Linked DNA regions of Homo sapiens: region 2 is linked to region 1. Evidence: read pairs that join two places in POLR2A ChIA-PET (ENCODE). Cell type or tissue: PC-3. All regions are shown on one strand. Each heading gives the region's core, and the rest is flanking DNA. Links, peaks and the distances in the headings are about the cores only.

Region 1 (16,865 bases), core at 6,781-11,780:
GTCCAGAAGAGGACAACAAAGGATATACCGTTGGGAAAAAAATTGTATAACTCAAAACGTGTAAGCAGTCTTTGCCCTTTCTGAGAACCACTGTCAGAAAAGCTCTGTGAAGATTTTAGGGTAAGGGGTGTCCTAGGGGAATAGGGGAGTGTGTGTGTGGTGTGGTTGAGGGGATACTAAAAGCCCATCTGACTAGCTGCACCTGGCTCTTTGGTCTGTCTCCATGTGTACAAATAAAGTCACTTTTCTTCAAGTCAAGGGCACAGCTCAGTGTATTAGAGTGTCTAACCCCAGAGATCAGGAAAGATATGTTTTGCCAGAGTTAGAGAGCCTGGGGCTGCAGCAGTGCTGGTGGCAGGTCTGGATGGGGAGTGAGGATCGAGTTGGGCTCCTGGTGGGGAGGAGAAAAGATCCCTGGAGAGGGCAGTGGGTGCAGGGCACGTAGAGCCAGCGCCTCCTCTTTCCCAGTCTTGTTCAGAGTTGCCCCTGAGGCAAAACCCAAGATGAGGCTGCACAACACATGTGAAGACGGGAGCATCAGGAATGAGAGGGAGGGAAATGGAAGTGAGAGAACAACTCCAGACTCTCCGAGTTGGATCTAACCTCACTTGGCTAGACCTGCCCTTGGGATTTTGGAATCTGATCTGCAACCTCCTGAACATCTTGTTTGAGGAGTCCTAGGGTAGGGATGCACACTCCCTCACAGCTACAGTAGGGATGAGAAAGTACGTTCATAGACTGAGCTGTGATCCACCTGCTGGTGATTTCTGCCCTTAGCTCATACCCTTCTCTTTCCTTCCTTTTCTGGACTCTACTTCCTGAGAGAAGGCTCTTTGTCCTCTCTAAGTTTCCTCTTCTGTAGGTTGAATTTCCCTAGCTACTTCCACTTCTCCTATGGTGTGCCTCCCTGCCGCTCTTTTTTCCATGCATGGACTTTCTAACCCCAGGCTGCCTCTGTCTTCCAGTGGGGCCCTCACTGTTTCTGTCAGCAGCACCTGCAATTTCTCAGTCAGCCAGGCTTGGACAATTGAACTTAGCCTTGCCTCCTTCTTCTCTCTTATCCTGAAGCTGTTGGGAATTGCGTGTGCACACGCATGTGTGTGTACACGTGTGTGTGCACAGTTCTCCATAGGAGGTTTGCACATTTGTGACTGTTTTTGTCCTGGAGAAGTCCCCAAGGCAGAAAGCAAAAATGTAGCTGGTCTAAGCTTGAGGTGGGTCATGCCTGTGGCTGGACTCTCTCAAGGAGAGCCTGAAAGCATGTGGAACTGCCCACCACAGCCGAGGCTGAAGCCAGAGGAGAGCTGCGGCCAGGGGATGTGTATAGCACCAAAAGTGGCTACTATACAGAACCCCACACCTGCTTAAAGCCTTGCCAAGATGTGTTTTCCATTGCTGTCAGGATGAGTTGTGTGTCTTATTTTTGCAGACAAGGCCTTTCCTGAATGATACAGTTTGGACATTTGTCCCTTCCAAATCTCATGTTGAAATATGACCCCCTGTGTTGGAGGTGGGGCCTGGTGGGAGGTAATGGGATCATGGGAGCAGACCCCTCATGGATGGCTTGGTGCAGTCCTTGCAATAGTGAGTTCTCATGAGATTTGCTTGTTTAAAAGTGTGTGACGTCTCCCTCTTCTCTCTCTTGCTCCTGCTCTCTTCATGCGACACACCTGCTCCCCCTTCACCTTCTGCCATGATTGTAAGTTTCCTGAGGCCCTCACCAGAAGCTCATCAGAAGCAGATGCTGGCACCACTCTTCTTATGCTGTCTGCGTAACTGTGAGCCAATTAAACCTCTTTTCTTTATAATTTACCCAGCCTCAAGTAATTCTTTATAGCAATACAAGAATGACCCAATACACTGACCTGGCTGCATGCACCTCTCTTCTCTTCTCTTCCACTCCTGAAGGACACTGTGCCACAGACATGCTGAGCAATATTCCAGCCATGCTGAATGCTTAATATTTCTTCTAACAGAACCTAATACACTAAGATGTTTGGTTCAGCCCTGTTGGCAATGGGATCCACCAGAGCTTCTGGAAGCAAGTGGGCAAGGGTTACTTGACCAGATTGATACTTTAGAAAGAACAAGGTAGTCTGAGGTTGGAGGATGAATGAAAAGGAAGTAGAGTGCTAGAAGAAATTCACTGTGGTTGGGCTTTATCCTGAGGGCAACGAGGGTGCTGTGGGTAGGTTTTAAGCAGGGAGGTGAAGGGATCATGCTGGCATGTGAGATGACTTGCTGCAGGGTAAGGCATGATTAAGGGTGACTTATTTGGTATGGAGATATGGGGAGAGGCAAGGATGATGTCCCAGTTTCTAGCCTGGGCAAATGAGTGAACCCTGTTGCCATTCACTGATATGGAGGTCAAGGGATGACGATCAGGTGGGGAGGGAGATGATGAATTAATTTAGTTTTGAATATTATGAGTTTTAGGTACTTTTGGAACATACAAATAGAGTTGTCTAAAAGTCTGCCCAAGAGAGAAAACTGGGCTTGAGTGATAGATATAGGAGTCCTTAAAGGAGATAAGTGGCCAGGTCCAGAGAGTGTGTTTATTGAGAGGAAGGCCTTGGACTGAACCCCAAGGTACACCAGGTTTCAGAGATGAGTAACCCATAGAGAAGACTGAGAAGGAGAGAAAGGTCAGAGGTAGGGAGGATAGACAGGGTTCGGTGTCATGGAAACCAAGGGAAGAAGCTTTCTCAAGGGACAGGCTGACAGTGTCAAATGATGCTGCAAGTTCGTGTGAGATGAGGATGGAGAAGAGTTTATTGGTTTTAGTAACAAGCAGGTGGATGGTGATACGGGTGGCAGGGGCTTCTGTGGAGTGATGAGGTCAGAAGTTGGTTGCAGTGGGTTGAAGAGTGTGTTGCAGTTGGAGATGTGGAGATAAAGGGTGCAGACACATTGTATTTTTGAACGTTTGGTTGTGCAGGAGAGGAGAGGCCAGAAGCTTGAGTGGAAGGTGGGTTTGGGTGATGGTTAAAAAATAATATTGTGAGACACTAAGTCTGGGTATGGTGGCTCACGCCTGTAATCCCAGCACTTTGGAAGGCTGAGGTGGGTGGATCACCTAAGGTCAGGAGTTCGAGACCAGCCTGGCCAATATGGTGAAACCCCATCTTTACTGAAAATACAAAAATTAGCTGGGTGTGGTGGCTCACACCTGTAATCCCAGCTACTCGGGAGGACGAGGAGGAGAATCATTTGAACCCAGGAGGCAGAGGTTCAGTGAGCCAAGATCGCACCTCTGTACTCCAGCCTAGGTGACAGAGTGCGACTCTGTCTCAAAATAATACTAATAATATTGTGAGACGCTAAAATGGTTTAAAAGTTAATATGGAGGATCCAGTAGAGATGGAAATGTTGACCCTACAGGGGAGGGAGAGAATGATACACACATTAGAGAGGTATCTGAAGAGGTGGTAGAAAGGAGGGATGGGATGCAAAGGAGCCTTACCCAGGAGTAGGGAGAGCCCTGTCACAGCGACAGGAGGGAGGGAAACAGGGCCAGTGAGGATGCAGGAAGGTAGTGATGAGACTCGGAAGGGGTTCCCACCAGGTGATTTAGTTTACTTTGAGAATAAGGGAACAAGGTCAGCTGATGAGGTTGACGGGGCAGAGGTAGCAACCTAGGTTTCAGGAGAGCAGAAAAGGTTTAAATAGCTGCTTGGGGAGCCAGAGAGCTGCTGAGGGAAGCTATGGGTTTCCTGGAAGTCCCAGAAGGCTCAGTTGACTTTAGGTGACCTTTCCATGGTCTCTAAGTAATCTCTGTCCCTTTCACATTCTCATGTGACTCATATTACCTGTACCTCTCTCAGGACACTTACCACTTTCTAACTCTTTATCCACTTGTTTGTGAGCATCTTGGCTCTCCTCTAGACTGTCCTATGCTCCACAAAGGTGGGCTTTGTCTTTATATGACTAACATCACTGTGATGTTGCGTTGCATGTAGAAGGGGTTCAACAAACATTTCCGGAATAATTAAGTGAGTGCAGCCTGACCCCGTAGGAGGTAGCAGGACACTTAATCTGTGCCAATGTTTATTTAGAAAGCAGGGATATATCTAGTGTGCTCTGAGAGCAAGACATGTTATTTCATAGCTGGAAATATAGATGTAGGGGTCATCAGGGTTTATAAATGGCCAAGTCCAGAGAAATTTGACTCTGGTATTCTATTCTTGTTTAGAAGCTCTGCAGTTCCTCACACCCAGCTATTGAATTCAAGCGATCCTGGAGCAGCATCCTCAGCCCTATCAGACCCAGCACTCTCTTTCACTAAAATAGATTTTGTAACTTCCATCACTTTCTTTAGATAAAATTCATTGATAATCTAACCCAACTTTACATATAATTTAAAAATTTAATGTAATGTCCTAACTGTAATAAAGAGGAGAAGTAAAAGGAGAGTAAATTATAATCAAAGAATACTTTTTTCAATGCTCAGGACTGTGGAAACTAGAAGAGAGCTTCTCAAAATTTTAAGTACATATGACTCATTTGGAGATCTTATTAAAATGCAGATTCATATTCAGTGGATCTGTGTGGTGCCTGAGATTCTTGTTTCTAACAAGATCCCAGTCAATGCAGATGCTACCAGTCTCTGGACCTCTCCTGTAGTAGCAGGGAACTAGGGCTCATGAAGAAGCCCTCAAAGCTTTCCTCTTCTGATAGTGAAGCACTTGGATTTAGGAGAAGTAAAACAACATTTAATCAAATATTGATGACATTTTATTTAGAGTTGGCATGTATAAAATAAGACATATATATATCATCATTATGAATGTAAGAGTTTCAAAGACAGCTTTATTCAGGTGTGTCCTATTGGTGACTCAGATACCATGATGTGACTTTTGGAAATGGTGACTAACCCTGGGGAAGATTTTAAACAAAACAAGGTAAATATTTCCCCAATTTTCACTGTAGTTTCATGATTGGATAATTCAGTATATATTGAATTGTGCAAAAAAATATTTTGTGTTTATATGCAAAACATAGTCTGAGAAAAATATAAATAGATTTTTCACCTATACGTATGTCAGGTGGGACTTCAAAGTCATGTAGGACATTGAACAATTCTTGGTTGGGACCACCTCTATGAGGCATTGCAGAATGTCTACAGCTCTGCCCCTGCCCAATAAATGCACCAGTGCTTCCCAATCATTGGAACAACCAAAAATATGCCCTCAAGTTTCCACAGTGCCCCACCCCTGAGAACCAGCAACCTAGAGGAACTGAGGAAGAAGAGCAACTGTAGGTGGAAGCTTCTGGAAGCACATGCATCAGAGCCCACTGCTGTTAGCAGAAGGTGCATTTCCCTGGGAAGGAGACACAACCAGATTGCTTCCACTAAGCCGACTTTGCAAATCTGCAACTGCTGAGTGGACACAAGTGGCTGGAAGCCATGCTGCATCACAAAGAAGATAGAAGTTACACACTTTCCCAAGGCAAGACATGATCAAGATGCTGCCTGAGAGGGAAGAATATATTTTTCTAGGTGCAAATTAGTGCCAGTGATGTTTCTGTTAAAACTCTCAAGTGAGCCCAAGGTTGTGGCTTTGTCATGCTTGTGTATTCTGGAGAAGAGCAAGAAGTAGGTAAGGTAGGGTCTGGCCCCTCCTGGATGCCAGCAACTTCTCCAGCTCCTTCTGATGCCAGGCCTCTTTGCGCTTACTCTGTTTGTTCATTTGTTTTTTATTTTGCTTTTGTGGTATCTAGACATTCTTTCAGGTCTCAGGGCTCTCTTATATACTGCTCTCTGTGCCTAGGATGTTCTTCAACTTTCTTATCTATCTCTAGCTACCTTGCAGACTAGTTTAAGTGACTCTTCCTCAAGAAAGCCTCCTGGACTGCCAAGACAAGGTCACAGACAATATCTTCTTTTAAGCTTTCATGTCAACTTGAACTTATGCTTTATAGCATCAACCACAATGTTAACTAAATAATAATTGGTACCTAAAGTCTGCTTTTGCTTCTAGATATGAACTCCCTGAGGGTAGAGACTGTGTCTGTCTGGTTGACCAGTTCCACTTGCCACCAAGCAGACACTCAATACTTTTTTGACGAATGCATGAGCGCCAAAGCAAAGGTGTTTTATTTATTTTTATAAATAATAAAGAGTGTTCAGGCCAGGAGTCTATAGGATTAAATTAAACTAAGAAGTACAGTGAGGCACAAGTGAGTTCTGAAGGAAAGAGGAAGCCATGGAATGTGGAGAAGTTGACTGGCAAGCATACAGCCAGCTGCTTGTCTTGCTGCAATCCCGTTGGGTGCAGTTTGGGTATATTGCATGCGCAGTGTCTGTATATCAGCTCCCTCTCAGAGCAGGGGCTGGAAGTGTGCAGGCAGAATGAGGTGACTCCTGAGGACCGGATGCAGGATCCCGGTGGACACAGGTCAGTATATCTGCTGGTGAGTCAGGAGGAACACACACTTTCACCCTGTTGGGAAGTACATTTGTAATAAGGCAGGACCCTGGCTTGCTTTCCAGTGTCTGTTGTTTCTGGACTTTGGAGAAGTTTGTTAATTCTCCTCTGCAGTTGCCTCATCTGTAAATGAGAACATTACCTATCTCAGAGATGGGCTAGCAGTATTTAAACACGGGGCCCATGCAAAGTCCTTTGTATGTTGTAAGGTACTATGTAAGTTATACTCAGCTGTGTGAGTGGCTGTTACTCACCTATGTCCTAAGCAGGCTCCCCAAGCTATCTGGAACACCCGCACTGAAGACAGCCTGCCCAGGATGCAGGATGCTGGTGTTCAGCGACAACGCCCTGCCACACTCCGCTCATATTCCTGAGTACCCACTGCATGCCAGGAACTCTTCTAGGCCTTGAGAATGCAGAGTGAACAAAGGAAAGTAGGCCGACTGGAGTTGGGTATGGGATTAGAGAGGGATGGAGATGGGGCTGTGCTATTTCAGCTGGAGCAGCCAGGGAGGTTGTGGCAACTGAGTGGAGATCTGAACAAAGTGAGTGAAGAGCCAGGTGCGGTGGCTCACACCTGTAATCCCAGCACTTTGGGAGGTGGAGGCAGGAGGATCACTTGAGCCCCGGAGCTTGAGATCTTGGGCAACATACTGAGACTCTGTCTCTCCAAAAGATTTTTTTTAAAAAGTTAGCTGGACATGATGGTGCACGCCTGTAGTCCTAGCTACTTGGGAAGCTGAGGCAGGAGGATCCCTTGAGTCCAGGAGTTCAGGGTGATAGTGAGCTATGATGTTGCCACTACATTTCAGCCTGGGCAACAGAGTGAGTCCCTGTCTGTAAAATTAAAAAAAATAAAAAAAAGTGAGTGAAGGAGCCATGGAAAAAATTTCCAGGATCTGTACGAGGTTATTATTTTATTTAATCCTTTTACTAATCCTGAAAGGCAGATATTTTACAGAGGAGGAAATGGAAGCCCCGAGCTGACCCAGCCTAGGGGCACAGGGCTGGGTCCATGCTCTTCCCATGCTCTGCTCCATCCTGTGCACTTGCTACTTCCTCCCTTTTCAGCCTCAGATGTCTTACTATGTCCACCTTATTCTCTTCCCATCAGCTTTATGTGATCCTTTCTTCATCTTTCTCTTTATTTCTCTTAAAAAATGAACAAAGAGAAGAAGGAGTAAAATAACCTGGTAACTTGATGGACACATATTCTCACTGAGAATGTTGTTTTTAAACTCTAAACTCATCCCATATGCATCCGCCTCGCTCCATCTCCCCACCACCTCCGAATGCAGGTTATCACCACCTTTTGCCAGCAGAGGCTCCTAACTGCTCTCTCTGCTTCCAATTCACTCTCTGTGCAGCAGCAAGGGTGATCTTTTAAAAATGTAAATTGGATCATGTCACTCTGTGCTTAAAATCCTCCAGTGGCTTCCCACTTGCACTCAGAATAAAATTTAAACTTCTCATCCTGACCTCCAACCTGGCACGATCCAGCCCCTGCCTACCTCTCCAACCTCACCTTGTCCCACCTTCCCCCTGTGCACTCTGTTCCTGCCACTCAGATCTCATTTCAGTTCCTCAAACATGTCATGCTCTTCCCCAACTCTGTACTAACTAACTTTTCCTCATTATTGAGTCTTCAAATTAAATGTCACTTATGCAGAGAGGCTTCCCCTACTCACCCACCCTACATTAGGTCTCTCTTGTTATTCTCTTTCAGCCTCCAGAACCTCTGGTAGACTAGGAAGCTATGAGGGCAGAGGCTGGCCATGGCAGGCAGGCTAACAAAGGACCTAAAGATCCCACCACTGGGTTTTCATGCACATGTGTGGTCCCCTCTCCTTCTGTGTCATCTGAATCCAGTGATTTGCTTTGAATCAATAGACTGCAAAGGTGACGGGATGTCATTTCTGCAATTAAGTTTCAAAAGATAGTGACCTATGTCTCGCCAGCAGACTCTTTCTACTACATTCTTTGGCATTCACACTTTGATGAAGCAAGTTTTGTACTGGAGAGACCCCTGTGGCAAGGAACCAGGGCTGGCCTCTGGTCAACATCCATCAGGGAAGTTCGGGCCTCAGTCCACCAGCCCTTGAGAAATTGAGGCCTTAGCACAGAACTTGGAAGCAGATCCTTCCCCAGAGGAGCCTTGAGAGGAGGCCACAGGACCTGGGCTGGCCTTAGACTGCAGCCTTGTGAGAGACCGGAACACAGAGGGTCCAGCTAAGCCATATGTGATTTCTGACCCACAGAAGCCGTGAGACAATCCGTGCTGTTTTAAGCTGCTAAACTGGGGTGATTTGTTACACAACAATTGATAACTAGCACACTGAGCATTCATTTGGAAATACTTGTTGAATGAATGAAGGAATGAATGGCTTAGTTGTGCCCTGAACCTCCTGAACAGGGATGGGGAAGCGGTTGTCCAAATGTGCCAAGATCTAGCCTGTAATCACCATAGCTCTCTGCTCTCACATGTCTTCTCACACAGACTGCATAACAAACCCAAACAGAAGGCCTATTGGCTTCCTGAACAGCTAGTTTCAAGCAAATGGTGTTACCTTTGACTTAGCTTTCTGAAAACTACCTCTTCTGCCTGTTAGGATTCAGTGGTCTCCTAATGAGATGGATTTCAAAACCCAACATGCATCTTTTCCAACAGTGCGTGCCTTCTCCAAGGGGAGAAATAACCCCACTCTTTTCCCTGGTTATCAATGATACCATACTCATGTGGCAGAGCCTCCAAAATGAATAATTCATGGTCTATGAGTACATTTCATGAATATATAGGATGCCATATAAAAATAACATAAATGTTTCCTAATAGAATTAATACACTTTCGAAGCAGTTCAGCTTGAGGCAATTATTGCACTTCCTGGGAGATACAAATTACTTTGCCCTCAGCCTCATGCCAAATAACCCCCCTAAGACACACACTAATTACACAGAAATACACTGCCTGCCATAGCTCATTGACTAATTGACAATCAGTTTAAAACTTCAGCAAAATATCTTAAAACTTAGGCTTTGCATTTAGCAAGGAAACCAATTTTGTTTATCTCCTCATTTTGGTCTGCCTCATTGGCAAAGTTGTAGTATGGTTGGTAAGTAATGACTGAGCAGGCTTATTATAATGATCAATGGTAAAAGAAAGCATTCCATCATACTGTATAGCATTTCCATCTCTCATTTCTGTGATTCTATTAAGAACAATTACCAATAATATATCCGTTAATGTGATACAAAAATAGAATGCAACCGTGTATGTAATAGTTATTGCTAATGTGCTCTGCTAAGCTCAGTGTACACTTGTCACTGACTCATGCACTATTAAGATGTGGCCTTTCCAAGCTCTACACCCTTTACATTCTGATGTAAGCACATGCACCCACTGAGTTCATGCTGTACCTACACACATTCCTTCTGCCTTAAAAGTAAGTCATGGACAAAAGTTAAATCCTTGGGAATCCTTCTTTACCATATCTTCTCTATTTACCAATCACTGTTAGAGACCCAACTTCTTTGTAAAGCTATGTGAGCCTACGTCTGCATAAATGTTGTTTCTAATCACCTTCATTATTCCGAGAGTTGACATACTATCAACCTTTGCTCTGGAGTTTCTGAAATAGTCCAATCTTAGAGGGGAAGTACACCCAAATACCAGACAACTGATTTATAATGAAACATCTGGGGGAATGACCAATTCACTCATTGGAGATTGCTGTTCTAGGTGCTACAGAACAAATCTGTAGGAGTTTAGAGTTACAGACGGGGCAATCACTGTGGGATTGCTGGACTGGCATTTCTCTTAGGATTGCATCTGGTTGCAGCCACGGAATGTCCAACCAGGAGTGGCTTGAACAATTTGGGATTTATTTTTCTCACAGAATGAGACTTCCAATGGCAAGAAACCAGGGGCTGGGGTTGTGGCTCAGTGACGATATCAAAACACCAGCTCCTTTTGCTTTTCTACTCTTCCGTCCTTTGCTTGTGGGCTGGTTGCCTCATGCTCTGGAAATGACTGCTGCAGAGAAGCGGGGCAGAGTCTGCACCAAGCTGCCTTGAACATGTCTATTGGGAAAGCACATGCTCGGCCCCGAACCCTCATCAGACTTCAGCTTAGGTCTCGTTAGCTAAAACTGTGTCCCACTGGCCTCACTTGGCTACAGGGGAGGCCTGGAAACAATAGTTAGTTTGGGCACAGGGCTGTCCTAATAAACAAGGTTTCATTAGCAAGGGGTGAACGAAACTGGAGTGGGCCATGAATGGGTCTGTCATTGCTGATAGAAGATGGGATATCTAGCTGCAGTGTGAGGGATGGGTAAAATTGAGGTAAGAAACAGAAGAGGAAAAGTGGTCCTTGGTGGAGTTAGAGTGAGAGTAACTCTGGGAAAAGAAAGAATAGCAGCATGTCTAGGAGACTGTGAGAACATTGCTCCAGGAAAATTTTGTTCAGAGAGGGTGGATAAAGGTCAGATGTGTCTATAAATCAAACAACTGATTTATAATTGACCCTGTGAAGTGTGTCCAGTTCCTGAGGCAGCCCCCTATCCTCCCCTACTCTTAACACACACACACACCTCATTCTCACTCCCAGGGCCATCATGGGCAGGCTTAAGTGGACTTTCTGACCAAAGGGAATAAAATCTTAAGGGATTCTATGGCCTGCATTTTTGCCTTTTCCCCAAGCCAGAGATTCTCAGCATTGGCTATATATCGGAGTAACATGGGGGAAGTTTTAAGCACTTTGATGCCAAGGTCACATCCCAGAACAATTAAAGCGAACTCTAGGAGTAGGCTAAGTATGTGCTGGTAAAAGTTTAATAACCAGCTCTCTGGAAAACCAGTGTTCATGTATACATGTAGATAAATTTATTATAATTTTACTGATGAAAAGGATGTATGGTATACAACTTACAAATAATAATGAAATATACAATACTCTTTATTATAGAATGCTCTCCTGCAACTTGAGTCTCAGGTAATGCTTTCCTGCATTTTTGCTGAACTCTTTTGTCTGTAGTTAACCTAGGGCTGCAATTCAACCATGATTTGACAAAATCAGTCTACAAATAAATGCTTGACTACTGTCCAAATTCAGTCACTGACCCATGAATGTAGTTTCAACATGAATGTTGGTTGATATTTTCATTTACATTAACAGATAACATGAAAGTAAAACAATGAAGATGTATGTTGGAATTTTACTTGTTCATTAATCACATGAGAGACTTCTTTGCTGATGAGGTAATAGTTTTCAACACTGGGAGAATATTTTCTCAGTTTTCTGTGCTATTTATAATGTAATAGTTACAGACACAATGTACATTAAGTTTAATTTGCATTATTAACATTTTCTTAAGTATAGACCAGGGCTTGGCAAAGTGTTGCAATAAAGGGTCAGATAGTAAATATTTTATGCTTTGTGGACCACAAATGATGTCTTCCTCCTCCTCCTTCAAAAAAAGAATCCTTTAAAACTGTACAAACTTGTAGGACATACAAAAATAGACTTCAGGCTAGATTTGACCTGTGGGCTGTAATTTGCCAACCTCTTATGTAGACAATCAACAATACGATAAATCAAGCCCTGATTTATAGTGTTTGCTAATTTCTGTCGATGTGATGGCACTGACCATGGAATTGGGAAGAGATACATAACAACACGTCTTAATATAGTGTTGCCACCATTCAGATGTGGTAAGCAACCTCAAAAGCATAGGAGTAGTAAAATTATTATGAAGTGATAAGTTTTGAGTATTTATTACCTTTATTTTCAATGACTTATTTAATTATAAGCTTATGTCTTTTGATCTTTAATAATGACTGTGTTTAACAATTGGCTCTGAAAATTCCTGAAAATTTAACAGCCATCTTTTCTGAGCTGGGAAGAACTGGCTCTAGCACACCACTGGGTGGACCCAGGCATCATGATTTTTTTTAAGCTCCCCAGGGGTTTCCAAGGAACAACGACTGCTGTCAGTACATCTGGCCCCTTAAAGACTAGAGCAGAATACCCAGGGGTGTGGTTTTTTGGTTTCTTCCCAATCTGTCAATCACATTTTCTAAAGTCTGATTAATCTGTTCCAAGTTTCTCTCTCTTCCTATCCCTGGAATAAACCCCTGACATCGTCCCACCAGCCTCCCCAAGCCTCTGTGGTCTCCCGCTCTAATTTACCACTCTTGCTACTTTTCTGTCTGAGCAATTCACCAGGCTCGGTCTTATTTACTTGCAACTCTTGGGCTGAATACTGCAGCTTTCCTCCTTGAACCAGTGCCTGACACACAGTTAGTGCACAACAGATATGAGAACCCAGGTTCTATCATGGCTGCATGAGCAGGAGAGGCCAGGTCAGGAAGGGTTTTTGTATGACTCATTGGCCTGTTGTACCTTTTTTTTTTTTTTTAAGACAGAGTCTTGCTCTGTCACCCAGGTTGGAGTGCGGTGGTGCGATTTTGGCTCACTGCAACCTCCGCCTCCTGGGTTCAAGCAATTCTCTTGTCTCAGCCTCCTGAGTAGCTAGGACTCCAGGCGCCCGCCACCATGCCTGGCTAAGTTTTGTATTTTTAGTAGAGATGGGGTTTCACCATTTTGGTCAGGCTGGTCTTGAACTCCTGACCTCAGATGATCCACCTGCCTCGGTCTCCCAAAGTGGTGGGATTACAGGCGTGAGCCACCATGCCTGGGCTGGCCTGTTGTATCTTATGCTCATCGCAGCCTTCCCCCTGCCCTGGTCCTCAGGCATCCCTGCAGGCTTTTGCTCAGCTAGCTGCTGAGTCATGTGGTCTGTGAAGACTGGAGAGCTGCAGGAGAAAAGAAGCCCTGAGAGTCCTCACCTTCTCTTTCTGCTTTGGCAGCATCACCAGCTGTGGCTGGGTCTTTTTTCTGGACTCCAGCTCCTGTCGAGAGACCCCTGTTATGATTTTGGCTCCCCCGGACAGCCCTGGCTCCTGGGCTTTGGTGACATCACCTCTTTCCTTTGACCCTCAGGCCTCATTCCTGGCTTGCTGCTGGTGCTGATCTTTGGATTGCCTTACCATTGCCCTTGTCATTTCACCTCTTTCTCCACCTTTGCAACAACTCCCCTGTATTAAATTTCCCCTTCAGCTCTTTTGTTAATGGGGCCCTGGCAGATTTAGCCTGAAATGCTGCTCTGAGGAGTCTGGGTTTCATGCTTTCTGGTAGTTGATTTGACATCAGGAGAGGCTTTTGAGAAGGACGTGATATGATCAAATGGAGCAAATGGGTGTTTGATATTGGGGGTTTCATGGATGCCCTAGAAAATTTGTAAATAGCCTTTAAGTGTCTATGAGCATGCCACAGTTGTCTGAAATTTTATGCATATGTGCAGAAGTGACTTTTTTGTGTGTGTGGGAAGAGATCCTATAGCTTTCATCAGATTCTCTGTGGGATTTTAGAATATCCTAAGAACTACTGGACTAGAAGTAGGATCAGTTAGCAATGCAAATCACTCAATGCATCAGAGTCCCAGCAGGAAACAGAACTCACTGGAGATGGTTCTGCTGGAGACTTTAAAGAAGGGGCTACTTCAGAAGTGTGGGCAGAGGTAGGTGGACAAACAAGAGATGGGAGGCACCCCAAGTTTAGCACCAGTGGGGAGCTGGTATCCCCAAGGATGAAGGGCCAAGGGGAGGAAACTGAGGGACTGGGGCCCATGATAGTTGGAGCCCTGGAGGAAGAGCCTCTCGGTGGAAGCAGGAGTGCTGGAGGGACACAGTCTTCTTCTGAGATGGGGAGTCCAAGCAGGGGACAAGGACACAGTGTAGCTTCTCTCTTCCCACTTGACTGGCCATTAGTGCCTCCCCTCGTCTCTAATACAGTTGGAAGCCAGCAGCCAAGGGTGTTTGGGTGATGTGGTCTGTGGGGTCAAAGTGGGGGAGAGAATGCAGTAAATGGGTAGATTCGGACAGAGCAGGGTAGACGGAGAAAAACCAACATTCACAGAAAATACGTTACTTAGGACTTCCAGCATTGTGCAAGAAGGAAATTGACAGAAGTCATGTTTGGTAGTTGCCGGCATCATTCCTCACGTTCTGACTTCTGGATTCTGCTTTTCATCAGTCCCTTCTGCACTAACTTGCCCAGCCTAGTAAAGTCATATAAAGAGAAGCAAAATTCAGAGGATTCTTTTGTTGTTGTTGTTAACCTTTTCCTTCCACTGCTACTTACAAGCTCTCTGACGTTGGAAGTCACAAAAATGTCTCTGAGCCTCATTCATCAAGTATGGAAGAGGTTGGGTTTGATGTTTTGCATTGTGCCTTCTGGCTTGAAGGTTTTATGATGCTTTAAGAGGGTCTTTGGCTTCCTCCTTATGAAAGGCATGTAGTGCTCTGGCCCCTTCTAAAGGGGTGAGCCGCCTTCCCTTGCCCGTTGTCGCCTGCAATGGTTTGAAGGCTGGAAGAGAGCACAACAGCAGTACCCCAGTCCTCCAAGGAACAGACCGCAGCAGGTTATTAGCATTTTATCGACTTTGGCTCTGCTGTTGATTGTCAGGATCTGTAGTGAAATACTTTAATATACATTTGAGTCTAAGTGTTACCCAGGCCGAAGGAGCACTAATTTTGAAGATATGTTTGCATTATAGCCTGTGTTCTAGAGAGACCCAATATAAAGAAACACACCCAGCAACTCTGCTTACTCGGCTGGTGGAGGGAATTGAGGATTGTTGCTGAAGGGAACTCACTTTTGTATGCATTTCAGAGATTTAATTTTATTAGCCAATGCAAATGATCTGTTCCACAAATGTAAAACAAAAGGACAAGAAAATGATCCCTGTGTCAACATCAGGATGTCTGACTTAAAATCCCATTCGAATAACTCCCTAAAAATGATCAGACACTGAATACATTATTTTTCTGACTTTGACAAAACTAGTCTGCACAAAGAAGCAGCCCCATGAGGTTACGGATAAACCAACCACCTTAAAACTTCAGCATTTTCATGTCAGTCACAGATTTTCTTAAGGGCCAACTCACTGTTTAAGGACTAATGTGTTTGGAGAGGGAAAAAAACCACACTGTGTTATTAAGCAGAATCCCCTTTACATACAGGGATCGGATCAGTTTGCCCGGATTGTGTTGCCTGCTTTATTGTCCTACTTCAAACACGGGGCCCTGGGCATCATCTCGAGGAAGGGCTGATTGAACTGTCGGCCTGACACTTGTCAGCTGTGGATAATACGGGCTTCAGTCCGTCATGCTCACACATAAATGAACCATGACAGAGATAGACTGTTGAATAGAAAAAGCAGTTTTACTGTGGATAACCTTTCTTGAATAAATGCAACAAATAATAAAGTCTGAAAAGGGGGAACATGTACCTTAGGAAAGCAGTGACGTTCAGAACCAAACGGTTATTATCTTTTTGGGCCATCAAAAATTGCCCATTTATCCAAGTACATTATTGAGAGAAAAGCTAAAAGTGCTATGATTATCATAAAAATGATGGCAGTTGAATCTATGCAGTCTTCAATATTATATCACATAACAAAACCTAGTTACAGCTCACCAGGATTGAAAAAGGAGGCATTGTTTGTGTACCAAATGGAATCCACAATTGTTCTTAGAAAATGGTGGCACACATCTTAATTAAAAGAGCAGAAAAAGAATCTAAAGCTCTTCTTTATGTCTTTAAAACACTTCTCCTTTTTTATTAAAAGAAGAAAAAAACAGAACTCCCAGTAGAAATTGTGGAAACTCTACATTTCAATCAAGACAGTCAAAAGAATGATTTGAATTTACAGGCCTGTAATTGGAACAAATTGGAAACAAAAGAAGAGCTCGTTTAAGCCACGTGATGTGGCCACAGTGCTGCCGTGTACAGTATGTTAGAAAAAAAAATCATGTTTCTTTAAAGCAAAGCTAACTCCACTGCAGGCTCTGAGCAATTTGCATAAATGTCTCTACCATGATTTTTTTTTTATTTATGGGCCCTAAGTTTCTAATTAAATACTAATTAATACTATCACCAGAATTGTCTCCCATCCCCAGCTCTTCATAGCTTTGTCACTTTGATTAATGCACAGTCATTTATTAACTTATTTAACAAGCCGGGGTGCCTCATGACAAACTAGATTAAATTATCCTCATAACAGTCTCATTACTGGAAAAAGGGAGTTTTAAACTTAATAAAAATTATCCTCAATAATGTTAAAGCTTTTTCACCATACCCTTAAAAGACAGAAATAGGTTTCTTGTTTGATTTATAATATAAGGAGTTGTATAAAGCATCCATTAATAAAATTTATAAGTTCATTTAAGCTTGCACATTACAGTAGTGCTGTAGCCTTGGGTGCTTATTATTTAACTTTTGCTGTAGTTATGAAGATAATTAATGTGCTGACCAGACAGGGACTAAAATACCCACCAGAACAAGATAATTAGAGACATAAATAATGTTTAGGTTCTTG
Region 2 (12,612 bases), core at 5,840-10,839, 110 kb before region 1:
TGGATAATAAAAAGGACTTGAAATTGGGTTATATATGTTATGTTCCCTACTGTTTTTATTATGGAAACGTTTTGAATGCCAGGATTTAAAAAGTGGTGAGTGCAAGTCATCGTGTAATTTTACTATTGTGTAATTAAATTTTGTTTTTCTCTTAAGTATTCTTAGTTCATATTTTCTTAGATTTATAGTTTTCTTTGGTGATTTATTTTCAAGGGAGAAAAGTATTTGTAATGTTATATCCCCCAAAACGTAAACATTTAATCATTCATGGTCATTTTTAAAAAGATACTGGAAGACTGCACTTTAGCCTAAAAAACATGTTTTCTGGCTTTCTCAGCATTAATCCATAATTCATTTGCTTGTACGGGGAAGTATAAATATTTGTACTTATCATATCATCTGCAAAAGTAGTTTCTGAGCTCTGATTTCTTTTGTGGCATTTTGCAGAGAATATGGGACAGTGCAAGTCTCTGGAATACCAGCATCTACCTGCACACAAATTCTTAGAAGAAGGGGAATCCTATTTAACGCTGGCTGTGGAAGTAGCCCTGATAGGGCTAGGACAGCAGCGTATCATGCCTGATGGGCTGTACACACAAGAGAAAGTTTGCCGGAATGAGGAGCAGCTCATTTCTAAGCTTCAGGAAATTGAATTGGATGACACACTGGTGAAAATTTTTCGCAAGCAAGCAGTCTTCCTATTAGAAGGTAGCCTGATACAGAAGTTTTCCACTTATTTAGCCAATTTGACTTAGGTGCTAATCTTTCTTATGTTAAAAGTGCTATCTGAATGCATTTAATATGGTAGTTATCCTGATTGCTATAGTCATGGGGTATCAAAGACATGTTCGCTGTCTAAAAAATAGTGTCACTGAATAAAAAAGCATGGATGTTTAGATTTGTATCATTTGATTTAGGTGGTTATATATGATAGCCTATTACAAAACAGCTGCATTTAATGCCTCAAACCTTGAAAAGAACCTATTTCATTCAGACTGTGTTGTTCCTGAGATAAATGCAATTTTGATATTTAGTGCATTATTATTGGCAGGCATGTTCCTATTTCCTTGATCAATTAAATAATAAAACAGTAATTGGCTGGCCTTCCTCCAAATTATTGGCGGTTACATGACACCTGGGTTTTGAATGTGTCATACGCACACGCTAACAAACGACTGAGGGCTGTGCGAGTGAATTTCTGCTGCACCAACTAGTTATTTCAGAGGATTCATTAGGCACAGATTCATCAAGGAAAAGGTTTCATAGAATCTGAGGCACGGTCTAATTTCCTTCTTCTCATAAAGTTAAGTTTTAAAGGGCCTAACAAATTTTGGCTGACACTATTTTTCAGATTTTTTCCCCTCTGAAAAGGTAAATGTAATTCATGTGGTAGTGTGATCTTTCGTGCAAATTTAGGTGGTGTGTAACTATTGCTTCTGTCTCTCAAGTATATGTGTGTTATTAGTGTGTTATTATGGGATTCTCTGTGATTGATAGCCTCATAAAGTATGTTATATTCATCTTATGTTCAGAACTACTACATATAGGGAAGGGATTTAGATTTTCAGCACCCCTTTTATTTGTCCAAAGCAAAAGATCTACTTAAAAGAAAACATTTTCTTCAAACATACTTTACTTTTATATGTTTTAGAAATGCATTTTAAAGGGAAAATGCTCTTCAGGTAAACCTTCTTAATAGCATGCTTAATTTTGGTAAAAATTCCCAGTGGTAATTTTTTGAAGCACTCTCCTGAACCTGTTTTTTTCCCTGTAAAGATAAAAAGCCCATCTTGACACTTGACAAATTTCAAGAGTGATCCTGATTCTTCAGTTACTGTTTTCTTTCAGTTTTCTCCCATATAATTCCTTATGCTATAAGCAATGTCATTAGTCACAAGCATTTTTTAAATGCTTTCTGTCACTGACTATACTGACTTTTGATTTCTCTTATACTGAAGTTTAGAAAGAAGATCTGTGATTTTCAAAGTTGATAGTGTGTGGTATCTGTATTTACCTTCCTAAATATGTCTCCATGTCCATTTTTCATGAATATTTTTGAACTTTGCCCTAGTCTTGATTCGTCCATCCCTCCCGTCAAACATTTTTATGAGTACTGTGCCTGAGAAGGAGCATTGTTGACTCATCTCTGCCTCTTCTCCTTTCCTGGCCCTGCAAGGCCCACAAAGAGTGAATAGGTGCAGGACAGGAGGCAGTCCAAGGCGGGGAGGCCACAGGGCCATTACTGTAAATGCTAGAAGATTGAGAACTCCATGACTGAATTGACTACACCAGGGCACCAAGTTCTTCGTGCAGTTATACTCTTTGCAAATGTCAGAGGCAAATTAGTTAGCAGGCCCAGATATCTGGAAAGAGGAAGGAGTAACCCAGTATTGTTGCTAGTATTAATCCCTCCTGGCCACAATATTGGATAGATAAATTAGCATATTGAACAAGCACCTCTGGGGAAACTTGGTGCCAAATATCAAGTTGTCATTATTCAGTAGTACACTAGAGTCCAGGAATTACACTAATTATTAATCCACAAATAATTATTGGATACCTGACTGAATGTTTTACTTGTTGAGTGGTATCATAGCAAATAATTGATTATGTATCCTGGATCTCCTGAATAGTACAAAAAAGGTAATTTGGTGGTTTAAGGGGAAACAGTGAAAGAAAATGAAGGAGAAATGAAGACTGTGGCTAATCTATAGATTTGCTATAATTAGTCCTTAAGTAAAATAGTTAGTGTGTTAGATTGGGCTGCCATAACAAAATACCACAGATTGTGTGGCTTAAACAACAGAAATGTATTTCTCACAGTTCTGGAGGCTGGGAAGTTTAGAATCATGGTGCCAGCCTCATCATTGGCTTCTGATGAGGGCACTCTTCCTGTCTTGAAGACAGCTACCTTTTCTCTGTGTCTTCACATGACAGAGAGATCAAGCTCTCTAGTGTCTCTTCTTACAAGGACACTAATCCTGTTGGATCAGGGCCCCACCCTTATGACCTCATTTTACTTTAATGCAGGCCCCAACTTTGGATACAATTACATTGGGGCTGGGGGCTTCCAAATGTGAATTTTGGGAAGAAATACATATTTAGCCTGTAACAGTTAATAACTTAAATAATGTAGCCTTGGTATATGAACAAAAGGTGCAGTCATAATGCTATATGAACTTTTGAAGAATATCAAATCACTAAAACATTTAAAATTAAAGATTAATGGATTTGGTAAAATTAGAGATTTAGATGTTAGTTTAGGTGAAAAAATTTGTATGATTTTAAAGTACTTAAATAATGAATAATTCAAAAATACTATCAAAAAACTCAACTGAATTAAAATAACCTCCATTAAAATGACCTAGAATATATTGTGCTCATAACCAACCACCAGTTCAGTAACTGCTCTTACCATTTCTTCTGAACTGCATTTCTTGCATTCTAAACTCTTCACCACACTGGTTTTTCTCATGGAAAACAAATATAGCATGTCCTCTGAGCAGTGGTGTCATGGTTCATAATTCTAGAAATCATGAAACAGATGTTACCCGAAGGTAACATGGAAACTAATTTATTAAAAACTTTACAGTAACTAAACCTCAGAGTACCTTAGTGCAAAGTGGTTGAACTAACCACTGTGGTTTCCTTTCAGAATTTATTTTAAAAGTCTATGTTGCCGTTCTCAAAGCAGCATTCAGGGAGCACACAGGGGAAGTCAGCTCTGCCACCACGCCTGTCAGAATTTACTAAGAAATGAATTTTGACAGCTTAAGTGTAATTTTGCTTTTAAAATTGGCTTTCAGGAGCCCAAAGAATAGTAAACTTCCAGTTACTTTAATTTTTTTCTTTTGCCTATGATGCGTATGAAATGGGTAACTATTCTTTTTATTAATAATCACTTTCTAGGAATTAATATCTGTTGCCACTCATTAGAGGCAACAATGTGTATAGTTAGAGAGCTGTGGTTCAGAATCCTCCCACACCTCTCACCCCTGATACAGAGCACCATTTTCTGGAAACCTGGCATATTTGTGTCCCTAACCCTTCTTAGGTCCAGGGGTAGTTTCCATAGTTAAGCTGTGGTGTCATCTGTGCATTTACAAATCAAGATGCTCTGATGCCACACATTGAGAGAGGATGTTGCTCAAATGCAGCAAGGTTTTACGCTATAGAGGGTTCCTTTCTCTGAGGCACTTGTATTGTGAATGCTGTCTGCCCCTGAGTTCTGGGTTTTTCATCTAGCTGTGGGACAGTTAGGGGTTTGTTTATGAGGTGAAATCTGTAACGGATGCTATACCCTGAAGAATCTTTTTTGATTAAGGATTATATTCCTTTCTATATCATTTACTTGAAATTCTTATTTGTATATGTTATAACTTTATGTGACATTTTAACAATATGCTTTACAAGAAGTGTTAGTTCATTTTTTAGGAACGTAAAATGTGTATGCTCTCTTCCCACAGCCGGACCATATAGTGGTTTAGGTGAAATAATCCATCGGGAGAGCGTTCCAATGCACACATTTGCCAAGTATCTCTTCACCTCTCTCCTACCTCACGATGCTGAATTGGCATACAAAATTGCACTGAGAGCAATGCGGTATGTATTCACAGCCCAGCTGGGCAGAGGCAGGCCACATTCCCACTGGGAAGCATGGCTGTTAACTGACTTACTCCTTCATGTTTCTTATAGGCAGCAGAAAAGCTAAAGAAACTATGTATTTATGCTTCCTGTATTGTTGTGGAGGTGATTTGCTTGTTGGCTTGTTTTGCTTCTGTTTAAAGTAAGGGAAGGGTTATCCTTGCTGCTATCAGACTCAAGCACACCGTGGCTTTTTCCTACTTTTTCGTGAAGCACAATTCAAGCCAAGTTTAATCATAAAACAGCAACAGTTGAAACCTTCATAAATGATTAATTGTTTTGAAAAAATTGATTTTTGAAGCAGTAGTAAATAGTAAATATACTGGCTTGAATATAATTGAGGGAGACCTTCACACCTGCTGTAATTCCGCATTCCATCAGTAGTGCAGGAAAGCAACTCCCTGTATTGCCAAGGCACATCTGTATTCACTGGAGGCTGAGAGAAGGTGGGACGTGCATTTAGCAGTGAAGGAGTCGCTATTCGGGGTCCTTCAGGCTCTGCCTGCCTCTCTTCTGACTGCTTCCATCTCCTCATCGGTCTCTCCTTTTCAGCAATAACAGTTAGAATATGTTGTTCTCTACCACCCACCTTTTTATTTCTACCTTCTTTTAAAAGTTATTTCACATAATAATTATTTTTATCACAGATTTGTTCAAGGTGAATATTTTAATGAGTTCAAGATTATATTTTAATCTTACAAATAACCTTTAAATTTTAAGGACCTAAAAGGTACATCCATCTTTCTTAAAACATCAGCATTTTCTTTTTCCTTTAAAAAAATTAATAAAACACTCCTGTGCTTCTAATGGAAAGTACAGATCACCTAAGGACAAGCCATGTTGTAGACCTAAAAGCTTGTGTGTGCTGATTAACAGTTTGATCTCAAGAAGCTTTTCATCAAAGATTCTATGTCTGTAATCAGAGAAGTAGATTCTAAAACAAATCCTTGCCTATAAATTACCAGTGTCCCCAAAGTTACCCTGTTCTGAAAGTATTGAGTGTAGCTTATGTGTATAAGGACACCTCTTTTTTATGCAGTGATAAGGATGTGTGTATGTGTCTGTGTGTATACCTATGTGTCAGTGTGTTTTAAGGCTGACATCCTGTAATTTGACATGCTTTCCTTGGCAATATGGAATCTTACTAACCTGCTGGAGAATCTTCTTAAGTATTCTTTTTTCTATTTTTAAAATACCAGAAAATAAGTCAATAACAAACATCAGCAAAAGTCCCCCACCAAATTACATTATACCACTTGGTTTATGTTTTAGAGCACGATTTTAAAATAAGTGGGTTCCTATTTTTATTTTTGGAAGCTGAAATGGAAGCTGTCTTATGAAGACATATGCTCAACTCTATACTTACTCAAATCTTAGGAATTCTAATCTTGTTTTAAAGGGAAGATGTTAATGTTATGGTGCCACCAGATGCTGTTGCTACTACCACTGGCAAAGTTTAAGGGTAAAATAGCATAAAGTTTCTGTGTGGTTCTGGCTTATGTAATGGTATGTGCCAGGCAGAAAGGCTTGCTTTTCTAACACTCACAAACTCATTTATATTTGTCCTTGGTTGCTGCCAAGGCAGTTTCTTAATGGGGAATACTAGCAGGGTACAGGGGAATTTTTTTTCCACTTTCTCTCTTCTATCTGCCACTACTATCCTGCCAAAGGTCTGCCATGGAAGGCAGGTATGTGCCCCACCAGGTATTGCAAGGCAGCCCAGGGAACAGGAAGGAAAAGAGAGATGTAGCTCGCATGCTTCTTAGTCCTTCTGGAAGAGGAAGGCTAAGGAAGGTCATCTTCAGCACTCATTTTCTCATCTTCCCAGGGATGTTGATTAGTTTCTTCTACAGTAAGTCTGGCAAGACCTGCCTGTGAATACGAGGATATTCTGAGTTAAAAAAAAAAAAGCTAAATAGCAACCCTGCCATTATTCTTACTACTTAACTGCCTACCTTGCCACCTTCTCTACTGCTGACATCTTTTTGTTCCTAAATAAAAGGAGAAGAGAATGAGCCATTTGGCTTACCAGGCAATAATTGCTCTTGGGTGGGGCCTTGAGGCCAGCATCACTCCCAGACCCAGCTGACTCTTCTTGGTCTCCAGCTCTTATCTTATTTCATAGTTCTTAACACTGGTGTACTTGACTGAAGGCCGGCATTTTGATGGTTGTAAATAAATTATTTCAGCTTTAGGTACTCTACTAAGCTTTTTGGTACTTTTAGAAGAGATTACTAAATATTTGCTTTGCTTTTAGAAATTTTTTCATCAGCATATTCTTTTTTTATTTGTTTTGAGACAGGGTTTTGCTCTGTTGCCCTGGCTGGAGTGCGGTGTGGTGTAATCATGGCTCCCAGGCTCAGCTGATCCTCCCATCTCAGCCTTCCAAGTAGCTGGGATTACAGGCACATGCCACCACACCCAACTGATTTATATTTTGTAGAAACAGGGTTTCGCCATGACAGTATATTCTTAATAAAAAATCAGAAATCACTCTGAATTTATGCAAAACTGTCAAGGGACAGACACTTAGGTCACATTTATCTTCTGTAATATGGTTGGTAGAACATAGTCTAATGTCAAATTCCTGGAGTCATAAGAAACTAATTGTTCAGAAAGTATGAATGGATGGAAAAGAGGTAATTTTTGTCTTACTTCCCTTCTTGTTTTATGTTTAAATAGGTTAAGCTTATTCATCTTAAGTACTCACTGCTTCCTGACTGTGATCTCAGTCTTAAATATCCATTTCACTATCAGTTTCTGTTGATTTATTTTTTGAGTCATAGAATTCAAAATTTGTAGGTAAACATCAAGACCTGTGTTTAAAAGTTCTTCGGTGTTTGCGTATCTTAATTTATTTGAATATTGTAATTTTCTGAATGGTGCTAAAGAAAGAAAATCTCTTAGGTTTGGGTGATGAACAACTAACAAGGTTTGGGTGATGAACAGTTATTATTAGCAAACAATTAGTAGTCCAAAAAATCTAGGTATTTTGCACCCACACAGCAGAGTATAGCTGTACCAGCCCTTGCTGAACTTGAGTAGAGGCCTGAACATCTACCCACTCCTCTGGCTTCTGTTGGCCAGTCTTTCTGGCCAAGGACATGGTCAAGAAATAACTAGGGGCCACCTTCCTTGTCTTCTCATTATAGGTTACTAGTATTGGAATCTACTGCTCCATCAGGAGACCTCACCCGCCCACACCACATTGCATCAGTTGTTCCCAACCGCTACCCTCGCTGGTTCACTCTAAGCCACATTGAGTCCCAGCAGTGTGAGCTGGCATCCACCATGCTAACTGCAGCCAAAGGTACTGTACTGTCCTGAGGCCTCATAATTGTTTCATTCGTTTGCCTGTTTATTTTTTTTAAGTCTTGTTTTCTATCAAATTCTCAGCAGTGGTGTTAATGTCAGATAGGTTGAAGGGATCTTTTTCTTTAGATGTTAGCTTTTAAGGCAAAACAGGTGGCATTTTCCTCATTTACCTGCATCATTAACTTGCTGCCAGCAGAGTTCAGGTTAGTTACCATGCTAAGAAAATATAAATGGTTGAAATTCAGAAGCAGATTTACAAGTTGGGTTACATTTTTTTCTTCCTGAAATATTCACCAAAAATACATAAGTAGGAACTAGGAGAGCTGTTGCTGTCTCATGTTGGTCCTGGTTCATATGTGCTTTGAGTCATTGAGGGTGTGTCTCAGTGTATCTTTTTTTGTGAAGCCGAGATTCACAGACATTGCAGTAATTATGGGAGCCCTAGTTGTAACACCTGTGCCATCTGTGAACATGTTAGGTAAATTAACTTGTGCTTTATGTTTTGTTTTGTTTCTTTTTTCCCCCTCTGTGTGTGTGTATGGTTGTATGATTTTTGTTTATTTGTTTGTCTTGCTTTGCTTTGATTTGGTTTGGTTTGGTTTTCCCTTGTTCATTGCAGGCGATGTTCGGAGGCTGGAAACAGTATTAGAATCCATCCAGAAAAACATTCACTCCTCATCACACATCTTCAAGCTTGCCCAAGATGCATTTAAAATAGCAACTCTCATGGACAGTTTGCCAGACATCACTCTTTTGAAAGTGTCTCTGGAGCTGGGCCTGCAGGTACATGACTGGTAGTCTTTCCTGGGACATCAAAGACTGCTAAATAAAGGCACCTCTTAGGGTTGTTTTTGTTTGATTGGATTTTTGAGTGCAGGTAAATGACTCTTTGGAGTACAAATCTGTTAGACTTCAGGAGAGAACTGTATTTCAGAGACGTGGTCATTCCCAGCTGAACCAGACTGCTATGTAAGGTGCATGGACTGTACATTTAGCAGCCTAATTTGTGTCTTTCAATTAAAAAAAATCATTTTCTGAATTGCAGCCTTAACGACACTGTTTCTCCTTTGAATGAAGGGAGAAGAATTATTGCTAATAAGAGACTTAAATAAAGCTAGCATGTATAATGAAGATTCAGTTGTTAGGGTTAAATTTTTAGAGGAAGTATAAATTTTTATTGATGTTTGCATTTTCATAATAGATGGGCAGTTCTAGCTCCTTTTAATAACTCTGAGAAAAATAGGTAAAGGAGGAGTGATCGGGCCAGAGTCCAGTTTTAGATTTCAGCAGAACAGAATACCAAGGACATTTTGAGTTCGTCATGCAGATAGATGTTTGCTTCCTTATAGTTTCTGAACAGATCACTGGATAAACCAAGAACTAAAAAGTTTGTTTCATTTTTCTCATGGAATCTCTATTAACATTTGCTTTCTTCCCATTAAAAAGCAGTGAACAAAATTGTTATACCCCAGTTACCTAAAGAATGGGGAGTATAATCCCCTGATTGGATAATTAATCTGGTGTTTTAGTTGTGGATTCTCCCTTACAGTGACTAATAATGTTTAAATAATAGGATCACAGGAAAATGTACCTACCATGGTAACATAGAATACTGTACAAGCAAAGGGTATAGAAGATTGCTTTTAAGCTATATAGTGATGGTTCAGAAGTTTTTTGTTTTTTTTTAATTCTTGTTATTTGGCTAATTTTTGTCACCATTTGCCTCATCTTAAAGATGTGATGCAGAAAGAACCATTAACATGAGCTCTCTTGTTATTTGGAATTCATGGTAAATAGGATATGCACGAGAGCTTATTCCTTGACTCATTCTTTCTAGAACCTAAGAAGGAATCTCACAGGCCCTTTGTGAGTATTTCTAGAACCTAAAAAGGAATCCCACAGGGCCTCTGGGGATATGATGTCCCTGGATATTTTGTGGGTTTTTTTTTTTTTTTTTTTTTGTTGTTGTTGTTGTTTTGTTTTTTCAGATGGAGTCTCACTCTGTCACCCAGGCTGGAGTGCAGGGGTACAATCTCAGCTCACTGCAACCTCTGCCTCCTGGGTTCAAGCAATTCTTCTACTTCAGCCCCCTGAGTAGCTGGGACTACAGGCGCACGCCACCACACCTGGCTAATTTTTATGTTTTTAATAGAGACGGGGTTTCACCATATTGGCCAGGCTGGTCTCAAACTCCTGACCTCGTGATCCATTCCGCCTCAGCCTCCCAAATTGCCAGGATTACAGGCATGAGCCACCGCACCTGACCGTCCCTGGATATTTTGAATCTTTAAAGAATGGGGGAATTATGAAGAGGGAGATATGTTTATTTAGGGACTTCTTGTTAGAAAGTGAAAAACAAAATCAGATCACTAATGATATCAAGGATGATTTTTTCCCCCATAAACCTGGAGTTACCTTCATGGTCACCAGAAAAGAGCAATCAGAGATTGAAGGAATAACTAAAATGATTATTTTAAAATACCTCTTTCCCCACTGAGAGTTCCTGGTTAGAATGAATTCACAGGAGCCTCAGAAATTGAACTATGGAATGTTAAATCTGGGGAGGGAAAAAGGGCATGGGCTGTGTTTAATGCTCCAGTCCAGCCCTCTGATTTTGCAGATGAGAAAAGATAGAGTAACTGGTTCAGATACCACATCTAGTCAGTGGGCCCACCAGGAGGAGAATATGGGCCTCTTGCCAGGAGGAGAATGTGGCTGTGGCAAGGCCACCTGGGGTAGCCATGGACAAATCCAAATTCATATGTAGAGCTTTGCTCTAAATTATGCTTTCATCTTCCTGGTGGTAGACAGTAGGTATGCCTTATATGCCTTATAGTTTATCCCCCCCCTTTTTTTTCATTGACTCAGGATAATTTTCTAAAACATTTTGTTACCCTGTTTTTATAGGTTATGCGAATGACACTGTCAACCTTAAATTGGCGACGGCGGGAGATGGTGAGGTGGCTGGTAACGTGTGCTACTGAAGTCGGTAGGTAAACTCTGGAACAGAAGCTTTCCTAGGTGCCTCATGGTAGGATTTAACTTGTCAGTTACAGACATGTGAACATATTCACTCTTTTATGTTGACTTCTCCAAGGCTCCTTCTAGCAGTCCACAAGGGCTTCCTTCTCCCTGACCCCTTACCCCTAACCTTCAGTTATACATACTTGTATTATTCAACTTGAAATGGTCACATTTGTGAAGCTCCAGCTTCTTATTTAAAATGGTATAAGTCAGTGAGTAAACTGTTTTTATTCAGTTCATATATATAAAGTTACCTAGTTGCACTGTTTTTCTTCTTTATCATCTGAAGGCATACATCATGGTATCCAGCAGAGAAGTGATGACCACTGGGTGTGGTTTAGGTGATCCTCCAGATGTGTGAGCAATTGTAGCTGGCCATAAGAAGATTTCCTGGCTGCCCATAAGCTGCCATTTTGTGAGGCCCTTCAGCTAACTATTTCTCCACTGCAGCAGTAGATCAGTTCAGAAGAAAACTGTACATTCCCAGCAAGAATGCCAACAGAAACAAATGGTTGCTATTTAAAATAAATAGTGGTTAAACGTTCTTTTTTCATATTTGCATCAGAAAGGGATACATACTTCATGCTGAGAAAACACTGCCATCCCAGTGTTTAGATATGACACAGCATATACTATAAAATTATTATTTTTCTTTCACTAACGTATAATGGTTTTTTTATTTTGGAAAAAGGGAAGCTGGTCTCAATATAAAGATTATCTTTACATCATTAAAGTCATGCTTTAGTGAAGCAAAACAAAAATAATACTAATTTAAGAACTGCCACACAACTTCTTTGCCCCTGCCCCAACATATAAACCTGATTTCTCTCTGAGACCTAGTACCTTCTCTTCAAATCATTCACTTTTAGGATTTTCCTACAAGTGAGGGATATTGGGTCTGTGAACGTAAAGTGATTATTTTAAAGACATGGTCAGCCATTTCCAACGTTTGATTCATCTGTAGGTCTGCTTCTATTGACTTTGTTCTCTTGATTATGGGCCACATTTTCCAGCTTCTTTGTGTGTTTTAAACTTTTGTATTATGTGTACTTTTACCTTACACACAAGCACATAAGCCATGTAAAGTCCCTGTTTTGGTGAGGTTGCAATTTTTGAGCCTCAAATTCTGACAGGAAGCCCCAGTGAAGTAGAACTCATTAGCAAAAAGCCATTGTCTGAAATGGCAAGCAGCACAGTACAAATACCAGCTACCAAGAGGATTGGTTCTTTATTATAGCAAGTTCATGTTCCTTTCAGGCATTTCACTGAATAACAATTCATAATGACCTTATTCTTAAAGGTTTCTCACAGGCACATTACTTTACAGGATTTTCTAGCCTAGCTCATGTCCTATGATGGTTAACAATGTAAACACTGGTTGTAAAAGTCAAAATAAGGCAGGACCTCTGGGCAGCCTCCTCGTCAGTAATAGAGCCTGTTTGTGTTCCTTGCAGGGGTTTATGCCCTGGACAGCATCATGCAGACCTGGTTTACACTCTTTACTCCCACCGAGGCCACAAGTATAGTTGCAACTACCGTGATGTCCAACAGCACCATCGTCCGCCTCCACCTGGACTGCCACCAGCAGGAAAAGCTGGCCAGCAGCGCCCGGACACTTGCACTGCAGTG

What was found. Peaks named below come from ENCODE experiments on the same cell type or tissue, not always from the same donor. Only the 100,000 strongest peaks of a DNase experiment are listed, where the experiment ranks them.
Region 2: POLR2A ChIA-PET joins it to region 1 with 8 read pairs; 2 of 35 experiments call an interaction of 5 or more read pairs at or near these places.

Annotation. Positions count from the first base shown.
Region 1 is chr5:61,641,623-61,658,487 of GRCh38, forward strand. All of the region lies in intron 1 of LINC03122 (long intergenic non-protein coding RNA 3122), which reads left to right. Among named protein-coding and RNA genes, the nearest start is that of LINC03122, 12 kb to the left of the region's middle. In PC-3, for the core only: no CTCF peak of the experiment used is centred there; no DNase peak of the experiment used is centred there.
Region 2 is chr5:61,531,018-61,543,629 of GRCh38, forward strand. ZSWIM6 (zinc finger SWIM-type containing 6) reads left to right here. Exons shown (of 14, transcript NM_020928.2): 9 at 448-708; 10 at 4,467-4,602; 11 at 7,797-7,954; 12 at 8,579-8,742; 13 at 10,867-10,948; 14 at 12,438-12,612. Among named protein-coding and RNA genes, the nearest start is that of LINC03122, 100 kb to the right of the region's middle. In PC-3, for the core only: no CTCF peak of the experiment used is centred there; a DNase peak (open chromatin) is centred at 8,294; H3K27ac peaks cover 2,441 bases.